Linked DNA regions of Mus musculus: region 1 is linked to region 2. Evidence: chromatin loops called from intact Hi-C (ENCODE). Cell type or tissue: left cerebral cortex. All regions are shown on one strand. Region 1 overlaps Stau2 (staufen double-stranded RNA binding protein 2). Region 2 overlaps Ube2w (ubiquitin-conjugating enzyme E2W (putative)).

What was found. Hi-C counts contacts between places; a loop is a spot of excess contacts. Peaks named below come from ENCODE experiments on the same cell type or tissue, not always from the same donor. Only the 100,000 strongest peaks of a DNase experiment are listed, where the experiment ranks them.
Region 1: a loop joins it to region 2, with 2.4 times the contacts of the local background. A loop is called at or near these places in 5 of 42 quality-filtered maps.

What each region holds. Positions count from the first base shown.
Region 1 is chr1:16,437,364-16,445,363 of GRCm38, reverse strand. It overlaps Stau2 (staufen double-stranded RNA binding protein 2), which reads left to right. Exons shown (of 14, transcript NM_025303.3): 5 at 4,906-5,041. Among named protein-coding and RNA genes, the nearest start is that of Stau2, 78 kb to the left of the region's middle. In left cerebral cortex, a CTCF peak has its summit at 4,967 (motif pointing left); a DNase peak (open chromatin) is centred at 4,948.
Region 2 is chr1:16,582,537-16,590,536 of GRCm38, reverse strand. It overlaps Ube2w (ubiquitin-conjugating enzyme E2W (putative)), which reads left to right. Exons shown (of 6, transcript NM_025773.4): 4 at 5,106-5,261. Among named protein-coding and RNA genes, the nearest start is that of Ube2w, 33 kb to the left of the region's middle. In left cerebral cortex, no CTCF peak of the experiment used is centred here; a DNase peak (open chromatin) is centred at 3,380.

The DNA.
Region 1 (8,000 bases), 150 kb after region 2:
TGCAAACTTTATATGCCTCAGTACAGGGGAATGACAGGGCCAAGAAGTGGGAGTGGGTGGGTGGGGGACTTTTGGGATAGCATTGGAAATGTAAATGAAATAAATACCCAATAATAAAAAAAAACTATTTAAAAAAACTAGTAGTGGCCTTTTTCACTTATGTATAGAAATTCAAAATTATTATGTATGACTATATACCTAGTTATTGAACTTTTTAATAGTTAGCACTGATATCTCTTTAATAGATCTAAAGCTATATCAAAATATTATAAGATACCCATAAATATGTATGATTATGTATCAGTTAAAATGTTTACTGAAACCTGGACCTGTGAGATGGTGCAGTGGGTAAAAGGCACTTGTCACCAAGCCCAGCAGCTGAAGGTAAGTTCTTGGGATCCGCATGGAGGGAGGAGAGAAGCAGCTCGTGTCAGTTACCCTCTGACGCTGTGTGGCGCCATCGCTCTCATCCACTGCTCACTCACCTGTACATAAAATAGAGAATATTAAAAAAGAATCCAAGAATTCCCAGTGTAGATGTGTTTGCAGCACCAAGCATATAGCCTCTAATACCTGAGAAACCTTGAGTAGTCATCCTCTTTGTGTAGTGGATTCTCTCACACTCAGAACATGAGAGCTGACCATCTCTCAGAGGCTCCTCTTAGCTCCTGTGGCGAGAGCCTGGTTCTTTCACTTGTGCCACAGGCTCCCTTCTGCTTCCGCTCCACAAAATCCAGCTTCCAATACCACTGAGGAGAGTGCAGTACTCTCGCTTCTAGTCAGAAGTGAGAAGTCAGACATTGTATGAGTTTCTTTCGTTTAAGTCAGATGGCTAGAATACTTTACCTATGCTAACATACAGTTTGTGATGCGGTAGATGTAGTATACCCCAGTACTGTGTGTGCATCACCTCACATTAACTGCCCCTACTTGGGATTTTTAAATATATTGGATTCTTATTTATTGCCTTAGCTTTAGGGTGGGGTCTTTTAAGTCCCCCATTTGAATTTTTTTCTACTTGTGGATGAATAGTTATTATGTAAAGGAATTCAAAATGTCATAAGTTTTTCTGGGATGATGACTTACTCTGGAAGATAAGGAAGGGATTTGAAAATTTAGGCCAGCCAGGGCTTCACTTCAAAAACAACAACAACAACAACAACAACAAAAACCAAACCACCACCACCACCAATTCAGCTTCCACCAAAACACCACCAGCACCACCAAAACAACAAAACAAACAAACAAACAAACAAACAAAACCATTTAATTCAAGTAGTTCATAAGTCTTGATTCTGATAAATATTGTACTTGTTAAACTGAAATCCTTATGACATTTGAAATGTAAACTTAAAGACACGGATTATACTTTATTGTTAAAGTCTATGGAAGATTGTTGGGCAGCTTCCTGTACATTTAAAGAAGTCAGCTGGATGACCCACACCCCTGCCTCTAGATCAGTATCCACAGTCACTGAGTAGTAACCATCATGTGGCCTATTTAGAAATATCCAAGATGACCTCATAAATACTGCTCCTTTACTGTTAGTAAGGCAAACAAACACATATTGTTGATTTCATTCAATGATAAAATATTAAAAACTCCTGATATATGCAATGAATGCAGAAAGAAGCAAGACAAAAGTGGTGTTTCTTTATCTGTCAAGAAGATGCAAACAGATTGGTCACACCAGGAGTCAGGTGAGTCGCTAAGGGTGCTGTGTAGTGCCTGGAGAGAGGCCTGAGATGATGGAATGTTGTTGAGTAGGATGGGGATCATGTGAGTCTTCACATCTACACCACTGAGCTCATGCTGCCATCTGTGTATTTCCCTTTACCCCCAGGAACGCATAGAAAGAGGGAGAGAGAAAAAAAGCCTCCCTTTCCCTTCGCTTTTCTTTACTATCATATATGTATGTATGTATGTGTGTCTGTGTATATATATATTTTAGGGATTTAAACTAGTTGAATTGCTATTTAATCAAATAAGTAATTGCTACTCTGAGTAATAAAGGAAATATTAAGTAGATAGTCTAAAAGGCATATTTCAAACAAATGGTACAGATTTTTTGTTAAATTTCACTCAATATATAGGTTTCATATATATGTATATGCACATATGTTTAATTAAATAATCTATTTTAATATTTAAAATAAAGCTTGACCCAATGTTACATTGTGTCTTTTTGCTACAAAATTAAAAAACAAACAAAAAAACCAAAACCAAACCCAAGCCAAACCACCACCTCCAAAACCCTTTTCACCTATGTAGAAGCTATTGGAAGGCCCTGCTGTCTGTCCACTGGTGGGCTCATGCACCTAGTCTTAGCTCTCAGTCACCTGCTGCCTGAGGCACACACACATGTGGGAGATAAGACACCCAACCTAGTCATTATGGCCCTGAATTCACATCCTCCTGCCTCAGCTTTCTGAGTACTGGGGTTACAGGCAGAAGCATCTGACCCTAGAATATTTTAAATCAAATTAGTTTTTACTTTGTCATAAAAAAATACTTTTTAAGGCAAAGGCTCTTCACAGTATCAAGCAAAGAAAATACTAATTTTAATAATTTAAAAATGTGCAGATTCTCCTTGCTGTTCATTTCTTTCCGAGTTGGCTTGTTCTAGTGAAGAATAGAAGAGATCTTCTTATTGCTTTTGCTCTACAGACGAGCTTTCCCAGCTTTGCTCTGCGTGCAGGTTGCTTGCTGGACTGGGTCGTGAGTTCTGTGTAGTTTCCTGCATGCTGTCTTCGCCAACTGCCCACCTGTGTGTCGTAGAGCCTTTTCTGGACCTAAAACTGAAAACAAGGCTGCATGGCTTCAGGCTTGATGTCCCTGGCAGTGCTCCCCAGTGGGCAATGCTCGCCTTGGTGCACTGGATCAGAAGACATTTTCTGGTGGTCTCTTGATTTTAAGATTGATCCATGGCCTCTGGTGCTATTGGTCCAGTTAATCAGTTAGCAAGTTCCAGTAACGTTAGGATAGGTGACAGTAGCAGTGTGCTGCTGTTGTCTAGAATATCTAGTATTTTATCACCAGTTAACAAACTGGTGGTTGGTTGTTTTTTGGTGGGGGGAGGGGGAGGGAGGGCGGACTTCATTCCTTTTGCTGGAATCCCAGCTAATATGATGAACGTTCCTCTTTTTTACCATCTTATTCCAAATACGGTTTATTCAGGAAAGGCAAGGTAAGGGTTTGATCCTTTCCCTTCATTAGCATCATGTGCAGACCTGGAATCCGCCATGTCTCCAAGGATGTTCCTGTGGGAGTGTGCATGCTTTAAATGGGGAGTGACACTTATAAGCTACACTCGATGTGCTGGCTGCCTTCGTTACTAACACATTGCTTGGCCTCTCTTAAGTAGATAGAGCTGGGAAATACCATATTCCTTTAAAGTTTTTTTATATTTACTTTTGTGGTAGAGCCCAGGCTGGCTTTTACGTCAGTGTGTTGCTTAGATGAGCTTGAATGTCTGCTCTTCTTGTATACTTCCAGGCACTAGGATTGCAGGCATGTACTACCATTCCTGCTTCAGATGGCGTTGGGATCAAACCCAAGGCTCTGAGCACACTACGCCAGCAGCCTGCCACAGTCTCACCACCTTTCTTCTGCTTTTTGTTTTTAGAGAGAGATACATCAGATACTTACACGTTTGATTCATATTTTAGATTAATTCATGTATTTGATTTTTACATTTCATTATCTGATTCTAACATAAACACAGTTATTTGTACTTTAATTTGTTTTGCACCTATCTTTGGATGTATAATAATGTAATAATAGTACTGACATCAGTAGCATGTTTGCTAGAAATATTTCTCAATTTCCTTTTCTTTAGGCTACAAATATTTTGCTGTCTTTAAAGTCGTTTAAAATAATTAACTTGCACAGTTAAGGCCATCAGTTTAGTTTAGTTTTAGTGCACTTGTGTTTTTTTTTTTTCTTTAAAAATATTTGTCTCTATTTTGGTTTAATTTTATTTGAATTTAAAGTATGTTACTATTAAAATTCATACTTCTGGTAATATGAATATGGAAAACAGTTTGAGATTGTTTTGTTCTGTTTTTTTTTTTTGAGTAAATCTCATTGGTATTTTTAAAAATTAGTTAAAAATTTCCTTCTCATTAAATCACAAACTCAGTTCACAATTAGATTGTGTTTCCTTTGTATTTTAGTGGTTTCTCTCCCCCCCACCCCCGGAAATTTTTGTGTAATTATGAATAAAATCTCAGTTTTGGCTTTATGCTTAAAAAAAGCAAATAAATGCTTATATCTTATTTTCTTAAATGAAAGGTAGGGCAGAATACACACCGTTTTGTTATGTTAAAAAGTAAACAAGGAAAGGAAGAGAGTGAAAGCAAGCGGGTCTGGTCTGCTTTATTGTTGAGTGGTTTATATTGTGATGCTTAGGCATCTGGTGGCACATTGGTGGGTTTTATAGGTACTGACTGTATGGGTTTTGTTTGTTTTTTTGGTATTTCCTGGGATTAGATGGCATTTTAGGTTTTGAAAGTCTCACCCACAGATTATCATCAGATAAGTCAAAGCATTACTGCTAACCCTGTATTAATTGCTAATGTTTACTTCCTTGATTAGCAATGAATAAATAAATAAAATTATTAACAGGTGATATTTTTAATGATTAAATATGCATACATTTCTGGGGTATTTATAAAATTGATATCCAAACTAGTTACTATTTGGTTTTAAATAATATGACTATACAGTTGAATTTTTTAAGTACAGAAAATGCTAAAACTTAGTTTAAACTTTGTTTATATTAATTAGAGAACTGTGTGGAGAGGCCTTCCACTCCCCCTCCTTCAGAGATTACTAATTGAAGTCTAGCTGGTGTGGTTTGTTGTGACAATGTTTCACCTGTGTATCTCTAATGTTTTTAAACAGGTAGTATAACTCCAACTGTGGAACTGAATGGGCTCGCTATGAAAAGGGGAGAGCCTGCCATCTACAGGCCACTAGATCCAAAGCCATTCCCAAATTATAGAGCTAACTACAACTTCCGGGGCATGTACAATCAGAGGTTTGTATGTCTTCTTTGGTTTTGTTCTTATTTACTATTTTATGCATATTGCAGACGTTTTTGACATTCTAAGGATATTTGCATTGTGAACACAATTGACCTTGGGCATCTTGGGAGTTTAGATAAACCAGACTCACCAAGTGTGTTGGAAGTTAAAGGCAGAACAGAAACAAAACTCTGTAGCCTCAGAAGCTTTCTTTGCTAATGTACACAAGCCTCGGGACCCGCCATGCAGCATTCTCACTCCCTCACCACAGTACACTTGGTGTCTGCCTTTCCTGACTTGATGACTGCGTTAATGGCCTTGCATTTTTGTGATTTATAGCAACTTCTTTGGAGAGGCTTTACTAAGTCTTTGTTGCATATGGCACAGTTGTGATAGTTCAAGTGCAACTTTACAAGAGTGTAGAAATTTCAAAATAAAAACAGGATCTCTTTTCTTGTGAGGGGTTCTATTGCTGTGAAGAGTCACCATGACCACAGCTACTCTTATAAAGAGAAGCATTAATTGGGGCTGGCTTACAAACATCTTGATCTACAGGCAGCAGGAAGAGTCAGTAATATGGTTCCTCCAGCAACTTACTCCAACAAGGCCACTCCTCTTAATGGTGCCTTTTCCCTATAGACCTATGGGGGTCATTTTTATTCAAACCACCACAATCCTTATTGTAAAACTTATACAAAACTAATCATAGGGAATGTAGAAAATGCTAGATGGTAAAGAAATAGAAATATCTTGCTACCCTAGAGCTCGCTACTGTAAATATTTTGATTTACTTTAAATTATTCTTTGTGTATAAACATATTTAATGGAAATTGAGTTGTTCTGTAATACATGTGTATATGTACAATAAAATGCACAGATCATCAGTGTATATCTTGATGACCTCATGTATGTATGCATCTGTTCTCTCTTCACTGACTTTTAACCTAAGTGTGTCTTGATGGATTTGCCATCATGGCAGGGTTCCCTTAGATTTCCATGCTCACAACACACCCTTTGCCAGAAGTGATCTTCAATCTCTTGCCACAGATTAGTTCTGTCATATAAATATGTGCTGCACATAATCTCTCTGGCTTCTTTTACTGTAACCGATGGTTTTCTTGCTCTGTTTTGAGATTTATTAATACTGCTTATATCTGGGTTCTCTCTTTCTTAATTGTTGAATAGTATGGCTGATTCTTAACTTGTTTAATCTGTGTGTGCGATATGGTACTTTTTTCACCCAGCGTAGAGACCATGTGACATATAATTGTTCTTTTAGAGCCTTTTAGAGCTGGCTATAGATGGCCTCATCTGGCAAGGTGTATTTTCACCTGTGTACATTGTTCTGACACCTGAGCTGGTGTCTACCTCCTTCCCTGGGATTATAGACACATACCCTACATAAATAGCATCATAGAAATAGGTTTATTATGTTTATTTACAAATATTGTTTATAGCTCTGTTATTTCCTAGATGTAGATCACTACAGGAGGAATATTACAATTAAGAATAATATATTACTCAACCATATTACAATTCTGTTCTAATTTTTCATTAAAAGAGGTTACCAAGATATTTACTAATTTTAATAATTTCCTCTGGAGGAAAAAATCTTGAGTTTTAATTGGATTTGGCAATTTTCATTTTTTAAAAGAAATGTTCTAAAGTCATTCTGTAAATTCAGAAATATCTATTTTTGGATTGTCACAGTAAGGAATTTTCAATATTCTACATACCCTTCTATATGTTTGCAATGTCCAGGACATAGAAGAAAGCCAAGTACAGAGGATGAATACCATGACAATGCTGGTTTTCATTTTTTATAGCATTTGAGAATGCATTTTCTATTTTTATAGCTCTGAATTTTGAAATACGTTACTTTGCTTGAAAGTTACAAAGTGATCTTTAAAGCTTTCTGTGATGCTGACTGCTCCCAAGCAGGGCTGTCCTCAGGTGCTTACTAGGTATCTTTTTATTTGTCTGTTTTAATTTATTTTTATTGCATTTCCTGACTAGTTTTCAAATGTTTGTGTTAACATTATTAACAGTCAATCTATTTTGTTTGTAATTTTTCTGCCTATATTTTGCCTTTTAACTTTGTGTCTTGTTATAATTTTATTAGCTTTTGATATTGATATTTAAAAACAATTTTTCTTCCTCCTCATTGCCCTCCTCCTCCTTTTGTGTTTTGTTTTGTTTTGAGACAGGGTTTCTCTGTGTAGTCCTGGCTATCCTAGAACTCGATCTGTAGACCAGGCTGGTCTTGAACTCACAGAGACCCACCTACCTCTGTCTCTTGAGTGCTTATATTAAAGGTATGGGCAACTACTACCTGGCTTACAATTTCATTATTATATATAAGAACTTTGATATGTGATCAGTATTTGTAATGCCTTTGTTAAGGTTTTATATACTTACTGCTAATCAGATGTATAGAGAATATAATAATTTAGTTTATATATAACTTAATGCTTTGTAGTGCCTTGTTTGGTAGTAGAAATTAACGGTTTCCATTTAAAATGGTACTGTTCGAATTCTGACTACTTCTTTTAGGAGTTACTCTTAAGTAAATAACTCCTGTCTAGTCTCTCTGGCTTCCTGTGTCTCCTCCTCCTCCTCCTCTTCTCCCTCGTCGTCGTTGTCGTCGTCGTCGTCGTCGTCGTCCTCCTCCTCCTCCTCCTCCTCCTCCTCCTCAGTGTGTCTTACTTTATGCTAGGAAGCCCTTATGTCTCATTGGAAGGTTATGTCCTTTGACAGCTGCTCTATGTGGTCTTCTTACTTACCTGGAGTTGGCCTGTATGGGATGATTTCTGATTTAGTCCCCACTTAGGTGATGCTTTCAGAGTACCTCCCATCCCCCCTTCTAGCTTGGCTAATACCCTCAGCCTGTCTGGCTTGCCAGGCATTTTCCATCTCTCCAGCCCTATCCCTTTCCCAGTGTCTCTCTTTCTCACTGTGGCATCCCCAGTAGGC
Region 2 (8,000 bases):
AAGAACACTGAGATACTAGAATGAGTGAGGAGTGTGGACATTAATGAATGACAAAGGGATAGTTAACTTTCCAAATTTACATTCATTTGTTTTTAGGAAGTTTATCTTTGGCAGCTGGAGAGGTGTTTCAGTGGTTAAGTGCACTGTATGCTCTTGCAGAGGACCTGGGTTCCACTCTAAGCAACTACCTAGTGATTCACATCTGTCAGGAAATCCAGTCCCAGGAGACCCAGCAACCTCTTCTGGCTTTCACAGGCAGTGTCTACATATGGTACACAGACAGATGTACATGCAGACAAAACACCATACCCAGAAAATAAAAATAAATATGCATATACACACACATACAAACACATAAAGAATTTTGTCTACATGGTGATGATAATCATGGAAAAGTGGAAAACTATTACCATAGGTGCTAATGAGATAATGTTGGTATGCTAACAGGAGAACTCTGCATTGAAAACTCATGACATTTCAATTCCCAGTTATTTTTGTACTATTTTTAAAATTGTAATTACATCACATGTTCCCTTTCTTTTTCCTTCCTTCATCTCCTCCCATGCCCCCTTGCCTCTTTTTCTCAAATTTGTGCCCTCTTTTTCTTCTGTCTGCTTGTCTCACACACACACACACACACACACACACACACACACACACACACACACTCCTAAATACAACCTAATCGCTCTGTAATTTTACCTCTATGTTTATGATCTTGTAGCTATTTTGTAGGTTATTATTAATCCTAACTTTGCTATATCATATGTTACACTTCTAAATTTTCTTTATTTACTTTTGGTTGTTTGAGACATGGCCTCTTCTTGTCACAGATATAAACATTCATTCCTAAAAAACCCAATATACCTGTGTGTTACCTGTATTTATATGACCTCACTTTTGTCAGTTATTAATCCTAACTTTTCTATATCAGATATTACACTTTTATGTTTTATTTACATTTTAATATTGTTGCTTGAGACATGGCATTATGTATACTAGGCAGGCCTTGAACTTGTTCTCTGTCCCAAGGGAGGATCTGGAGCATGGCTCTTCCTGGTTCTACCTCCCGTGTGCTAGGATTACAGGTGTAGGCCACCAGCCTGGTTATACTGACCACAGGAGAAAATCTTGTCTTATGTTGTCCCTGACAGGAAGCTTTAGTACCTAAATGACTGATAGACGTGTTTTTATAATTACAATTTGGCGTTTGGTTGACTTTCACAGGTGAACCACCACTGCGCTGCCCTTCCTGTAGATTTTGTTTTGTTCATGTGTGTATACTGTTTGGATCTAACTTGACATATATTAGGTAATATTTTTCTTTTTCAAGCTGCTCATGAAACACTGTTGTATCTTCTTTGTAAATAAGTGCTGTGAGATCTTTAATTATTTTACTTTATCTTGGGAAATTTTTTGAATTTTATAAATGAAAATTACCTGAACTCCATCCCTTTTTTCTTAGTAATAATGTCAAGACTTTAGTAAACTGTAAACATACTGCAGTATATAGTTAAATGTCTAGTTGTAGTTGCTTTATATTAGATTATTATAGATATTGGTAGCTGTCAGATCAAACTGTTGTTAGAGTCTGTCAGATTTGAGTAATGAGTCAGGTACTTTTAAATCTGCTGTAGAAGAAATGCTTATGTCCAGAGGTTCGTGACTAGCCTAGGTGACAGGGAGATCTCATGGCCTCTTTTTTCTCCCTAACCTGAGTGGTAATTGTTGATAGTCTGTGTAGGTTTTTATCACTCTAATGTCTTTCAGTTTGGACTTCAGTCGGGTCTATATTTGTAATACTCAAGTTATTCCAAGATTGGCCTGATTAAATTTTTAGACTGGATGTGAACTAGGTATATATGCTTCCAAAATTATCTTGAGGATACTTACATCTTAGTTCTTGTCTACTTTTGAAAATGAGCTACAAGAATAAGGAAGTTATTAAAAATACAGAGACAAAGTTCTAATTCTAAATCCTAGAGTTGAACCTTTACTTCCTCGCTGAAATGCCATTTCCTCAGTGGGGTTCTGCAGCATGGAATATATATATATAGTTTTCAGTTAACTTGGAACAGTATGATTGTATAACTAGTTTTGACCTGAGGCCAAAATGAATTGTCGTTTCCGATCACTTGTATTCAATGATCTTGTTGTATCAGTCAGTCCTAGACAGTTTTATCAGCTACATAGGGCAACCCCAGTTTACTTTTACATTCCCACAAACAACATTTTGAGTTTCTAATACCTGTTCGCCCGAGTTAAACAGAAATGTCCAGTTTCTCCTTTGATCTGTACTTGGTAGTAAGTAAGATGGAAAACAGTGCTTACATTGAGCCTTTAACCTCAGTTACTCTCCCACAGTAGGTGGAGAGCCGGAGTGGCAGCGAGCACTCTAAAGCTCTCTGTGGGAACGGAGAAGACCTGTAATGCCTTTTACATATGTCTGGTTACTTCAAGTTCATGCTGGCTGCATTTGCTATGTATGGAATATGTTAAAAGCCTGATTGAGATTAATTAATTTTGTCTTCAGTTGGTTTCTTAAGACAAGGTCTTACTACATAGCCCAAGATCCTATCCTGCCACAGCTTTTTGGAATTATAGATGGGAACCACTGCAGCCAGCAGAGGACTCGGTTTGATTTTTGTTGGGTCTCTGTGCTGTTCTAGCTGCTTCAGTCTTGCCCTCTGCTCTGCTTGTAGACCTCTGCTGCTTTCACCATAGCTTCCCTCTCTCACCCTCACCACTGTCTCTTCCGTCTGCATTTCCTTTAGGTAGGTACCCAGTTCCTGGCTCGTGGACATTGGTAACAATGTTTTTCCAAGGAGAATACTGCTTCTCCTTTGCTCTGGGAATGAGTAGTCAGTTGTCAGGACCCTTGTATCTGGTTGCCTATGATGATTGGTGATTGTTGATAGCCATGTTAAAAAGTTGACAGGTTTTTACTGTTGGCACTTTCAAAGCACAATTTTCATAGACTTCTTAATTAAGAGACCTTTGGGACGAGGATACTTTTTAAAAGGAATTGTGACCAGGGAGTAAATTCTCAAGGTATTGCCTCTCTTCTCAGTGAAAACACTGCTGATCTGTATTCTGTGGCATTTGTAAATCCCTGTTTTAGACATGTGTAACACAGTCTACAAATAAATATGTAGTGATAAGCTGTGGTTCATACTTCTAAAATTCCACTAAAAAGCAGTTGTGAGTAGACTCAGAAAATGTAGAATTGAAGACTGTTCAAAGCTGGTGTTTTTAGGGCAAGAGCAATGATCTCAGCTGAATGAATGGCATTTCCTAGAACAGCTGTTCACAGGCAAACAGCCCATGCGGTCATGCTAGACAAGGAACTGATGTCTCTCATCGTGACGCTTGGCGTGCTGTTTCTACCTTCCTTCTGTGGGGAGGGTGGACGTGGGTGGCCAGATCTTAAACGCTTAGGAAAGCAAGTTTGAAAGTGATTCTTTTACTGAGTATTGCATGCTAGTAATACTTAAAATGTTAGCAGACTGCCAACTGCATGGGTAATTGGCTTGTTAATATGACTGTTTCTAAGAATCTTAGTAAAATCAGATTTGTGGCTATATGTTTAAAATAGCTATAAAAGCCTTAGCTTATTTTAACTTCACAATATCTATTCTATATTGAATGTGGACATACCTCACTCTAGGTAGGTGGATTTCATTGACTATTTTCTATAGACCAACAAGTGTTTTATCAGTTATGTCATAATTTAGACTTTGGCTTCTCCTTGCTATTTTGCTGTAGCTGGTGTTTTGCAAGGATTGAGAGAGTCTGTTCATCTAGGTTGAGAACTGTTGGGTTTTATGTAGGGACTCATGGTTCTGAATTGGCAACTTTGAATTTATACTTATGATTGTTGTTAGTGTTTGTTTGAGAGAAAGTTTTGCTATTTTCCCAAAATAGCTTTGAACTTCTAGGCTCAAGTAAAATTCCTTACCTCAGACTTTGCAGAAGGTGCCCCTGTGGTGGTCTTCTGCCACACTGAGCCTGACTGTGAATTCTTAACCAGACCCTCACTCAAGTGATGCTGGTGGTGGACTTTTTACAGTGTGATCACTAGGTAGGAGCAACCGCTAAAACGACAGAACTAATGGTATTACTACCTTATAAAATTGACTTGAAGATTAGGGAATTATTTTAATTTGAATTTTATGTAAAATCAAGTGATTTCTCTTAGAGCTGTGGCTCAGAGTAGAGCACTTACATGCTACGTAGCATGTCTGTGGGCCCAAGTTCTTTGTCTAGCATTGCAGAGTAGAGAGAGGCCCACGTATAGGTGTTCCTAAGTCTGCTGCTGCTGCCTTTGAGTTGTCTTGGGAAGTGCATAATGGAATTGTAAGACATGCAGACATCTTCTCTTTCCTCTCTGGATGCTTAGGTGCTCTACTTGAAGTGTTAGGACAGAGGAAGGCCATTACAGTTGTGCTGAGGTAAGGCAAAGGGGCAACGACTTGAGGGAGTAGACAGAGGAAGACGCAAACAGCAGCCAATTAGACTCTGCCTTATTATTTTCTATTTCACCTGAACAGGTTTGATTTGGTTTTTGTTATAGTATCAGAATTAAATACTTTAGAATTTTAGTGCATTTTGTTTTTTGTTTTGTTTTTTATTTATTTGGTTTTTTGGTCTTGTTTCGTTGCATTTGTTTTTTTAAATATGCTTTCAGTGTGTAGCCCGGGCTAGCTTGGAACTTACTGTGTAGTCCGGACTGGCCTCACAGTGCCTGAGAATCACCTGCCTCTGCTTGCCAACTGCTGGAATTAAAGATGAATAATGAGTATTTAGTGGGGACTGAGTAGAATTTGAAAAAAAAAAAAACCCAACATTCTTATAACTGGAGTTTACCATTTTCTAGTACCATTTTCAGTGCAATCTATGAAACAGCCTGTGGGCTCCTCCCACTGCATGGTGATTTATGCAGTGAGGTTGGTACTGAATTGTTGGTAATGGGGGAGCATTTGCTCCTGAGATCTATTTGTTTGTTTTTATTTTATGCCTTAAAATAATACTTGTTAAATGTGGAGAATATTTTAGGTTTTTAATAGAGAATATTGAGCGTTAATGGAATTTCATTTTTTTCTTAGGTCATGTTTACTGGTGAAAATATTCCCATTCATCCTCATGTGTATAGCAATGGTCATATCTGTTTATCCATTCTAACAGAAGACTGGTCCCCGGCGCTCTCAGTGCAGTCAGTCTGTCTCAGCATTATCAGCATGCTTTCCAGCTGCAAAGAAAAGGTAGGACTTGCAACAGTCACTCCAGGTAATGTCTCCTCTTTAAGCATAGGGAGGTTAACAGTTTCAACATATAATTAGCTGTATTTGAAGGAGGACCCATGCTTTTTGTTTTTAAATGACGGTGGATGACTTTTTTGTTATTTTATCTTTCATTCTAAATAGACTAGAGGTCAAAGTCAATGTTTTATATTTCTAATTTATAGTTTATTGAATATACAACATGCTAGCAATGTGGGCAGTAACTAGGCTATAGCTGTCATTTAATCATTTTTAAACAGGACATTTGTGTACATGTTTTTAATCTGAATTTTATTTCCATAAACAAGCACAGAGTAAAAGTGTACAGCACGTTCCTGTTTTTAAATTTCACAGTGGGAAAGTTAGAAATAAAAATCGCCTTACCCTGCTTCCCATCCAAGGCAGCATTTCTCAGAATTTCCTAGAATCCAGAGTTTTCCTATCTTAGTGGTTAGATTGAAGGAGGCACACCATTCACCAGTAGAATTTCTGGAACCTTTTGTTCTGTTTTCCTTTATTCATCTACAGATTCTGTCTCTAATGGAAGTGGGGAAAAGACCAGATGAAAAATGGTGTGAGTTAAATTTTAGATATCTTTAAAGTAGGAGCTCTGGGGTTGTACATGTGTCCTTAGCAGATTGTTTTTTTGTTCTCCAGAGTAAATCCACTACTGTTTTCTTAATTAGAATTTAGAGAATCTTTACGATAATCCTTTAATTTTAAACAATAAATTTATAATCAGTAACACCCAGAGTCACTGTTTTACTAAATAAGTTTCTAAATAAATAATAAATAAATAAGTTCATTAAATAAGTATCAGTGTTAATTCAGAAGAGGTCTGTTTTTGAGTGGGGCAAAGTACACCAAGATGGTTGAGCAGCTAAGCATGCTCAGTATCCCATTCAGAAATACTAAAATGCGGGCTGGAGAGATGGCTCAGTGGTTAAGAGCACTGGCTCCTCTTCCAGAGGTCCTGAGTTCAATTCCCAGCAACCACATGGTGGCTCACAACCATCCGTAATGGGATCTGATGCCCTCTTCTGGTGTGTGTCTGAAGATAGCTACAGTGTAGTCATAAAAATAAAGTAAATAAAATCTTTAACAAAAGAAAGGAAGAAAAAAATATTAAAACGTGCAAAACAACTATTTTAGATGAAATATGATGCATGCATTTTTAACAACACTTTGCAAATACATTATTTTTTATATGTATGGGTGTTTTACCTCCATGTATGTCTGTACACTATGAGCATGCCTGGTACCTGTGGAGGCCAGAAGAGAGCATTGACTTCCCTGGAGCTGGAGTTATAGATGATTGTGAGGCATCATGAAGGTGCTCCAAGGGTCCTCTGCAAGAGCAGCCAGTGCTCTTCACTGCTGAGTGTCTCTCCAGCTGCCTTCACATCACTTTAACTTTACTTTCTTCTGAATTCTCAAGGTGTAATCAAGCTTTGTTTAACTGTAGACGTTGTTTTGAGTCTTCTTCATTTATTACTTCAATATTGCTTCCCCAAGTGTGCAAGTACATACATATACACACACATGTGCACACACACATGCACACACAAAGCTTTTCATCTGGGGGACAGAGCAGTTTGTTCTTACAAGGGCTTCTATATGCCTATGATTCCTCACAGTGAGGTGATGACCACAGGGTTTGCATATAGTGCCATGGAGATGGTCCCTGGAGATTGTCTGCTCATTGCTCTTGCATGGCCTGATGGTCATTAGCGATGATCATTAGCTTTTGTTTGCATTTACATGGAATGTTTTACTCCCAAGTGCCAGAGAGGAACCGTTGCTCCGTCTGCCTCCATCATTCCACTCACTTTCTGGTTTGCTGCTATCGATAAACTATTTTTAGTAGAATTCTTGTATGATAGGCTTAACTGTGATGATAATTTAAGAGTCAGATTTCTGTGAATATAAAATTAAGCATTTATTAGATGCTTCATTTTTTCCCCCTCCCTACTGAATGCTAGGTAACACAAAAAGAAATACACAGCTCTATTTTGTAATCCTATTTTTTAAAGAGATTTTCTCAAAATTGTATCAGGACAATCTTGGAATAGTTAACAAATTGCACCCAAACAGTTTTTTGTTTTGTTTTGTTTTGTTTTTTTCAATTTAAAGATTTATTTATTATATATAAGTACACTGTAGCTGTTTTAAGAGACACCAGAAGAGGGCATCCGTTGTGAGCCACCATGTGGTTGCTGGGATTTGAACTCAAGACCTCTGGAAGAGAAGTCAGTGCTCTTAACCCCTGAGCCATTTCTCCAGCCCCCAAATAGCCTTTTTGTCGTTGATGATTCAAATTACCGTTGATGTGAACTCCTAAGGGCACTGGAAGGGTCAGCTGACAGCTAAGTATATAAGCATTAGAAGTGTTAAGTGAATGGGCTGTTTTCTTCCCAGCAGTCTAGGTTTTCCATCACACTTGCTACTACTTTCTGGCTAGACCTTTCTTAAATGATGCAGCTCTTAATCAGCCTCAGTAGAAGGAGTTCTCTTAATCTCTCATCTTCATTAGTCTAAATAGTTAATTAAGTCTAAACACTGCAAAAGATATTTAATAGGGAAAGAAAGACATTGTTTTATCGAAGTTATTGTAAAAGTTAGCCAAAAGCTCTCTTTTATTATGTTGGAAGCTGTCCCTTTTACTACAGCATTAGAATAAACTTGACATTTGAGCAGAAAGATATACTCATGTCAGGCTGG